Regions from separate parts of the Homo sapiens genome. Here region 1 is linked to region 2. Evidence: read pairs that join two places in POLR2A ChIA-PET (ENCODE). Cell type or tissue: K562. All regions are shown on one strand. Links, peaks and the distances in the headings refer to the core of each region. The heading gives the core; the rest is flanking DNA.

Region 1 (4,399 bases), core at 198-4,197, 50 kb before region 2:
AGCCTTGAACTTCCTGGGCTTAGGTGATCCTCCCACCCCAGCCTCCCAAGTAGCTGGGACTACAGGTGGATGCCACCACACCCAGCTAATTTTTGTATTTTTTTTGTAAGGACACGGTTTCACTATGTTGCCCAGGCTGGTCTTGAACTCCTGGGCTCAAGCAAAATGCCTGTCTTGGCCTCCCAAAGTGCTGGGATTATAGGCATGAGCCACCATGCCTAGCCAATTGTTAAAATTTGCTAGAAGGAATGTGAATGAAGTGGAACTAAAAACTCTTTTAAAATCAAATATTAATTTTTAAGACCAAGGCATCTCCGAATAATTTTTCCTCTGCACAGAAAAACATCCTCAAGGGTACTGAAAAATGTACTGACTCCTAAAACTCTCCCAAATGTATTTCTCTGGGAGTGGTGGTAGTAGGGGAACCATCCCTGAGGCAGAGAACTGAGTATATTTTATTTCTATTTATAGGAGAGTTCTACTGAAGTTGTTAATAAAGTTAACTTCTAAAGTCAATTCTACTGCTTCCATATTTGGAAAAAAAACCCTCCGTGTGTTCATGAGCATCATTCTCAAGTCATCTGTATTCCAGAGCTGAATTCACCTTTTGTTTGGCTATTTGCAAAGATTTCTAACATTTCTAACAAATGACATACATAAACCCTAAGATTGCTCACATTTTAGGCTTCTTATTTCACACGTGTGCAGTTTTATACTAATATTAACTTTGTGTTCCTATAAAAATGTTTTGCTTACAACAAGGGCCTGTTTCCTAGCATTCTGAATAGTTTTGTGATGAAGGGTGAAGACTTTTGGAAAAAGCTCAAAAAGAGAAAGAGAGAGCAGTCCCTATATCTCAGGAGAATGAGCAAGGAGATGCATTCTGAGGCAACAGTGTTAAGGTTAAGCCAGAGTATGAACACTGAGGTGTCAGCATCCTCCCAGCAGGAGGTGCATTACCAGAGCTAGCCAGGGGCCTCTTGTCTTGGCTACTGGAGAGCGTGAGGAGTGAGAGCACCAAACCATGCTAATTCCACAGGCTACCGACCTGAAGGGCCTCCCAGACTACCCTGGGGAAAGCTGTAAATGTGCTGCTAGGCTTCAGATTTAGGTAGGGCCAAAGAGAACACGTTCCTTATTTTGCAAAGGCAAGCACATAGAAAGTAACCATCTAGGCCAGGTGCGGTGGCTCACACCTGTAATCCCAGCATTTTGGGAGGCCGAGGCAGGCGGATTGTGAGGTCAGGATATCGAGACCATCCTGGTTAACACGGTGAAACCCTGTCTCTACTAAAAATACAAAAAAAAAAAAAAAGAAAGAAAAAGAAAAAATTAGTTGGGCGTGGTGGCATACGCCTGTAGTCCCAGCTACTCAGGAGGCTGAGGCAGGAGAATTGCTTGAACCCAGGAGGTGGAGGTTGCAGTGAGCAGAGATCGTGCTACTGCACTCCAGCCTGGGCGACAGAGCAAGACTTTGTCTTAAAAAAAAAAAAAAGAATAAAGAAAAAAAAGAAAGTAACCAAAGTAACCATGCACTCACTAGGCATGGTGGCTCACACCCAGTACTTTGGGAGGCCAAGGTGGGAGGTCCCCTTGAATCCAGGAGTTTGAAACCAGCCTGGTCAACATAGCGAGATCCATCTCTACAACAAAAAAAAATAAAGAAAGAAAGTAAGTAACCTGGAAGGATTCTGAAACTCCCCTAGCAGGATGGTCAAGGAGTTTATATCTCTTTATGCTTCACTTTGCTGGAGAAGCAACTCAGTACCACTGGTATTTGTGCCACAATTACTTTAAAGGTATCTAAAATTAGTATCCACCCCCCACACCATACATATAAATTATGCAAACATAAGTAGGTGATTGGAAACATTTATTTTTAGCCAATTTTGCAAAATTAAAAGACCAAAGACATTGTCAAACTAGTAGAGTGAGCCTAATATGCCTTAAATGAATAAAGAGGATTCAAATGAGAAATACAAGAAAATACAAATAGTAGATGATGCATTTAGTTAGCAATGATTTGTTGTTTAAACAAAAATATTGTTTTGGATCAACTTGTTCTCAACCAAATTATTTTGGATCCAGTGATCTGACACACAAAATGCAAATGAGGAAGGGATGCAAGCCAATGATCCAGAATAGGATCAGATTTTCCAACGGCATAATGTAAACTTTGTCCAAAGGCTCATGGGACTTTCAGTGGGTGGATTTAATGTTGTGGGGGGAGGGGGGGCAGTGCAAGAGGAGGGATAAAGGGTCAGTGCTGCCAGGACTTGTCTAGTCCTTCCACACCCTCTAATCATGATCTGCAGGCTCTTTGCAGCCTGAAAGATCCTCTGACTGATAATATTGTGGCTCTGATAATCCTATGACATTACTAACTCCTGGTTGCTCCAAGAAACTTTCCTTCTTTATCAAATTCCAAGCTTCTCCATAAGGAAGGCTGTAGCAGGAACAGAGAGATGTATGCAGTACTGAAAACAGCAGTGGCAGAAATGATTCAAAGCTTTCTTGCCTTCTAAGAACACCAAAAATTAAATTTATTTAAGAATAAATATCCTGAGACTGCTGGGAGGGAGAAAAGGGCATAGAGACTTGTTTTAGAAACATGATTTATCAGGCAAACTGCGCACTGTCCCCTTTTTAATGGCTCAGGATGTTGCAGAAGAATGGAACATTAGTATATTATGCTGAAATTTTGGTTGGGCGCGGTGGCCCACGCCTGTAATCCTAGCACTTTGGGAGGTCGAGGCAGTCAGATCCCCTGAGGTCAGGAGTTTGAGATCAGCCTGGCCAACATGGTGAAACCCCGTCTCTACTAAAAATACAAAAATTAGCTGGGTGTGGTGGTACGTGCCTGTAATCCCAGCTACTTAGGAGGCTGAGGCAGGAAAATCACTTAAACCTGGGAAGCGGAGGTTGCGGTGAGCCGAGATCATGCATTTACACTCCAGCCTGGGCAACAGAGCGGGACTCAGTCTCAAAAAAAAAATATATATATATATATATATTATAATATATTATAATATATTAATATGTAATATACATTAATATATTATAATATATTAATATGTAATATATTAATATATAATACATAATATACATTATACATAATATAATACATATATACTATATATTTTTATACATATTATATTTTTATATAAGTTTATATATTATATATTACATATAAATGTTTTGTATATTTTTATAATTTTTAATATATAATATATAAATATACATAATGTATATATAATCCTAAAATTTTAATTTATTGAAATGTCTTTTTTTTTTTTGAGATGGAGACTCACTTTGTCGCCCAGGTTGGAGTTCAGTGGCACAACCTCGGCTCACTGCAACCTCCGCCTCCCGGGTTCAAGCAATCTTCCTGCCTCACCCTCCCGAGTAGCTGGGACTACAGGCGCCTGCCACCACGCCCAGCTAATTTTTGTATGTGTATATATATATATATATATTTTAGTAGAGATTGGGTTTCAGCATGTTGGCCAGGCTGCTCTCGAACTTTTGACCTCAAGTTATCTGCCCACCTCGGCCTCCCAAAGTGCTGGGACTACAGGTGTGAGCCACTGTGCCCAGCCAATTTATTGAAATGTCTTTACTTCTCTTAGTACATTTATTCTTCTTAGGTGGTGCAAAGAGTGATATAAATGAAATATAGATCCAGCTTAAATCAATTCGGAAAGCAAAATGCTAGAAGGCTCTTCTTTTTCCAGGCTCTGAGCCCCATCCCCAATTCTCATCCAGCGGCACCCCCATTGCTGAGAAGCTTCCCAGGCTCTGTCGCTGGGCCCTCTGATAATAACCCCCTGGACACACACCCACTTCAGGGCGTGTAGGTGCGTCTGCACGCGTGCGCGCGCACACACGCACACACACACACACACACAAACACACACTCATCCTCTTCATGGAAAGCTCTTTCTCTTCTGGCTTGGAATGAAACCTAGCTCTCTCCATAAGAGTCTCTGGAAACTCATAAGCATCCCCAGGGCCAGGGATGCGTGAGGATGGAGCAGGGTGGCGAGCAGAGGGAAGTGATGGCCCCTCCTCTCTCCACCCTCACAGGCTCCATCTTCATGCCAGAGCCCTAACTCCTCTAAGGCCCCTGCCATTCAGCAATTTCGCTGCCAGTGGTGTTAACGTCAAGGCCACCAGTCCTGCTTCTCAGCGAGATAGTATGGGAATGGGACGTGGCTTCTACTTCATGTTGTTTTTGTTTTCTTTTTGTTTTGTTTTGTTTGTTTGTTTTTTTTGAAAGACTTCACCTGCTTTTTATTGTGTTCTCTCTCTCCAAAACTAAGATATTTTACGTATTTTCTAATTGGTTCTAGATTTCTTTTTCTTTTTTTTTTTTTCTCTTTTTTTTCTTTTTCTTTTT
Region 2 (4,399 bases), core at 287-4,286:
ACAGGCGTGAGCCACAGGGCCTGGCCAGAAAACATTTATCTTAAGAAAAATATTGCAGCTGGGCATGGTGGCTCATGCCTGTAATCCCAGTACTTTGGGAGGCCGAGGTGGGAGGATCACCTGAGGTCAGGAATTCGTGGGCCAGTCTGGCCAACATGGCAAAACCCCGTCTCTACTAAAAAATACAAAAATTTGCCAGGCATGGTGGCACATGCCTGTAGTCCCAGGTACTCGGGAGACTGAGGCAGGAGAATTGCTTGAACCCAGGAGGCAGACGTTGCAGTGAGCTGAGATTGGGCTACTGCACCCCAGCCTGGGTGACGGAGGGAGACTCAGTCTCAAAAAATAAAATAAAAGCAGAAGGAGAGCTCACTATCAAAAGGAAACTTCTAATAAACAATTTTATAAATAAAAGAATTCTTTTTTTTTTGACACAGTGTCTCACTCTATAGCCTAAGCTGGCAAAAAGTGAAGGGATATCACAGATGTAATGAAGGCCCCTAATGAGTTGGTATTAAGCCATTCAAAAGAGAGATGATCTTGGGTGAGTCTGATCTAATCACCTGCATCTGTTAACAGGGTCCAGATGTCAGGGATGGAAGTTGGAGAAAGATGAGGCAGCAGCAGACACTTTCTCCTGTTGGCCTTAAAGAAGCAACCGCCTGTGCTGGGAGAGGGTCACTGGGCTGAGATTGGTAGGTGGCTCTGGGAGCTGAGGGCCTAAACCTATGACCACAAGGAACTGAATTCATCCCAAAGCCAGAGAGGTGGAAGACGACTCAGAAGATGCAGATGCCAATGCCACATCCTGGTGAGCAGCTGGATTGCAGCTGGACCCGCTAAACCAAGCCCCAGACTCCTGACCAGTGGGAGCTGCAAGATAATGAATATAGTTTTCTTGTTGTTTTTTGTTTTCTTTTTAATAAGCAATATGACTTTATTTAGTTACTTTGGAAACAAAAACCCCCAAATAATGCCTGAACCCAAAGGTACATAAAAATGGCCCAAAATAGTTTAAAATAGATTTGAACATCATTTGTAGTTTCTTCCTCATAACATGAGCGCTTTCAGCTGGACAGTAGATTACAAAGCATCTCCGATCATGTTAAGGCAGATCATCAATCTGTGGCTGCATCTGTAACTCCTGCTGGGAAAATAATCCTGTTGGAGTTGGGGGCTCTTCCCAGTTGTTTGGCCAGTTGGCCCAGGAAGGGGCAGTCCTGGAGCTGACGGGTGGGTGAGGAGCCAGGCCCCACCTGTTTTTTGTTTTCTTACGACAGAGTCTTCCTCTGTTGCTCAGGCTGGAGTGCAGTGGCGCTATCTCGGCTCACTGTAACCTCCACCTCCTGGGTTCAAGCGATTCTCCTGCCTCAGCTTCCAGGAGAGCTGAGACTACAGGTGTGTGTCATTACACTGGGCTAATTTTTTATTACTTTTTTTAAGCAGTGATGGTGTTTTGCCATGTTGGGTTTTGAGCTCCTGACCTTAGGTGACCCATCTACCTCGGCCTCCCAAAGTATTGGGAGTTTCCAAGGCTCCCTTAGTGTAAGCCAGGATTTTTTAAATACAAGGCGGCAAAGATACCACAATGTTACCACAACACAACAATGTATATCACAACCATGTATACCACTATGTATACCACAATGTTATTCACTGTAGCTGCTCCCACAGAAAAGTAGTTTACAAGACAGTGAAGTACAATATGAAACTGAAGATGTTTAGAGAGGAAACAGTGATTTAAAGAGTGCTCTGTAGAATTAAAACCAGTTAGCCCGGCACATTGGGGAACACCTCTGGTCCCAGTTACTTAGGAGGCTAAGATGGGAGGATCACTTAAACCTCGGAGTTTGAGGCCACCCCGGGAACACAATGAAACCTTGTCTCAAGAAACAAAACCAAATACCCCAAGTAGGCCGGGTGTGGTGGCTCAAGCCTGTAATCCTAGCACTTTACGAGGCTGAGGCAGACAGATCACTTGAGGTCAGGAGTTTGTGAACAGCCTTGCCAACATGGGTAAACCCTGTCTCTAAAAAAAAAAAAAAAAAAAAAAGCCAGGTATGGTGACACACACTTGTAATCCCAGCTACCCCGGATGCTGAGGCATGAGAATCCCTTAAACCCAGGAGGTGGAGGTTGCAGTGAGCTGAGATCATGCCACTGCATTCCAGCCTGGGAGACAGAACCAGATTTGGTCTCAAAAAAAAAAAAATTGGTTAATGGCATTAAAAGTCAACTAATAAAATTAGTTAAAACTATGGACTTTAATAAATGTTATCTGTTTTAGCAATTTTTTTTTTTGAGACGGAATTTCACTCTTGTTGCCCAGGCTGGAGTGCAATGGCGCGATATCAGCTCACTGCAACCTCTGCCTCCAGAGTTCAAGTGATTCTCCTGCCTCTTCCTCTGGCTCCGGAGCAGCTAGGATTACAGGCGCCCACCACTACGCCTGGCTAATTTTTTTGTATTCTTTGTAGAGATGGGGTTTCACCATGTTGGCCAGGCTGGCCTCAAACTCCTGACCTCCAGTGATCTGCCCGCCTTGGCCTCCCAAAGTGCTAGGATTACAGGTGTGCACCACCGCGCCCGGACTGTTTTAGCAAATTTGACAAAATGTGGGTAATTTATCCATATAATAGAAAATGCCTAATATTCATTAATTGAAAATTAGAAATTACATTAAAATATTCGGTACTGTTTTTTAAACTATTCTACTTTTACATATTTGGGAAGATTATTTTCTTTAACGATTCTGTTTTATATATTTTATTAATTGTGTTATCTGTTTCCTGAAATTAATATATGCTAGAAGGAAAATTACCTTTATAAATGTCAGCATCTTAAAAGTCATGTCAATATGCAGATTTTGATAACAATCGGTATAGATAAACTAATTCTAAAGTTAGGAATGGGGCCAGGCGCGGTGGCTCAGACCTGTAATCCCAGCACTTTGGGAGGCCGAGGTGGGCGGATCACTTGAGGTTAGGAGTTCGAGACCAGCCTGGCCAACATGGCAAAACCCTGTCTCTATTAAAAATGCAAAAATTAGCTGGGTGCGGTGGCGGGTGCCTGTAATCCCGGCCACTCAGGAAGCTGAGGCAGGAGCATGGCTTGAACCCGGGAAGCAGAGGTTGCAGTGAGCCAAGATGAGCCACTGCACTCTAGTCTGGGTGACAAAGTAAGACTCTGTCTCAAAAATAAATAAATAAATAAAGTCAGGAATAGGTCATGCCATGCTTTATTATATCCGTGATGCTTTATTATATCTGTGACTTTGAAAATTAACATTATTTTACTAACCATACTCAACAATGCTTTTTAAAAAGGGATTTATGACATATAATTCTTTTGGAAATTAAAATGCATGGTATAATTCTATGGTTGGTCAGATTACACTTCAGGTGTAAATGAATTACCTTAAAAATGTATTTCTTAGGTTTATGTTTTATGGACTTAATAAATATTTTATTACAATTTTTTTTTTTTTTAGACAGAATCTCACTCCGTCACCCAGGCTGGAGTGCAGTGGCACGATCTCGGCTCACTGCAACCTCCACCTCCTGGGTTCAAGTGATTCTCCTGCCTCAGCCTCCCGAGTAGCCGGGAATACAGACGCATGCCACCGCTCCTGGCTAATTTCTGTATTTTTAGTAGAGCCGTGGTTTCACCATATTGGCCAGGCTGATCTCGAACTCCTGACATTGTGATCTGCCCTCCTTGGCCTCCCAAAGTGCTGGGATTACAGGCGTAAGCCACCGCACCCAGCAGAAAAAAATCTTAAACTTACAAAAACATAGAGAGAAATATAGCAAATGCTTGTATTAGTTTTCTATGGCTGCTGTAACAAATTACTACCACTTTGGTGACCTAAAACAACCCAAATTTACTACCGTACAAGTCCTGTAGGTCAGGAGCCCACACGGGGCTCACTGGGCTAAAACTCAGGTGATGGCAGGACACCTGAGCATCTGCAGGATCATTCATTCCTTGCCTTTTCCACCTTGAGAGGCCACCTGTGGCATTCCTGGGCTTGTGGCCCCTTCCTCCATCTCCGGAGTCAGCACCAGCGGCCACATCCTTGTCAGGTTGAATCTCTCTGAACTTCCTTCCAGTGTTACGTCTCTTTCCAATTCTCATTTGCAGGTAAAGGTTCTCGGAAGGACCCAATGAGACTGGGCTCACTGGGATAATCCAGGATCATCTCCCATCTCAAGGTTCTTCATCGCATACTTGCAAAGCCCCTTTTGCCATGTCAGGTAACTTGTTCACAGGTTTGAAGATTAGAATGTGGGCATGTTTGGGGGGCATAATTAGGCCTAGCACAATGCCCATGTACCCATCTCCTTGCTTAAACATTAAACACTTTGCCAATATTGTTTCTCCTATCTCTCACTTTGTT

Evidence for each region. ChIA-PET counts read pairs that join two places held together with the same protein. Peaks named below come from ENCODE experiments on the same cell type or tissue, not always from the same donor. Only the 100,000 strongest peaks of a DNase experiment are listed, where the experiment ranks them.
Region 1: POLR2A ChIA-PET joins it to region 2 with 6 read pairs; 5 of 35 experiments call an interaction of 5 or more read pairs at or near these places.

Annotation. Positions count from the first base shown.
Region 1 is chr18:11,960,653-11,965,051 of GRCh38, reverse strand. No RefSeq gene overlaps it. Among named protein-coding and RNA genes, the nearest start is that of IMPA2, 19 kb to the left of the region's middle. In K562, for the core only: a CTCF peak has its summit at 951; DNase peaks (open chromatin) are centred at 961, 2,241, 3,831 and 4,071.
Region 2 is chr18:11,910,607-11,915,005 of GRCh38, reverse strand. It overlaps LOC101927511 (a long non-coding RNA gene), which reads left to right. Exons shown (of 4, transcript XR_007066296.1): 3 at 580-811; 4 at 4,144-4,399. Among named protein-coding and RNA genes, the nearest start is that of MPPE1, 4.5 kb to the right of the region's middle. In K562, for the core only: no CTCF peak of the experiment used is centred there; no DNase peak of the experiment used is centred there.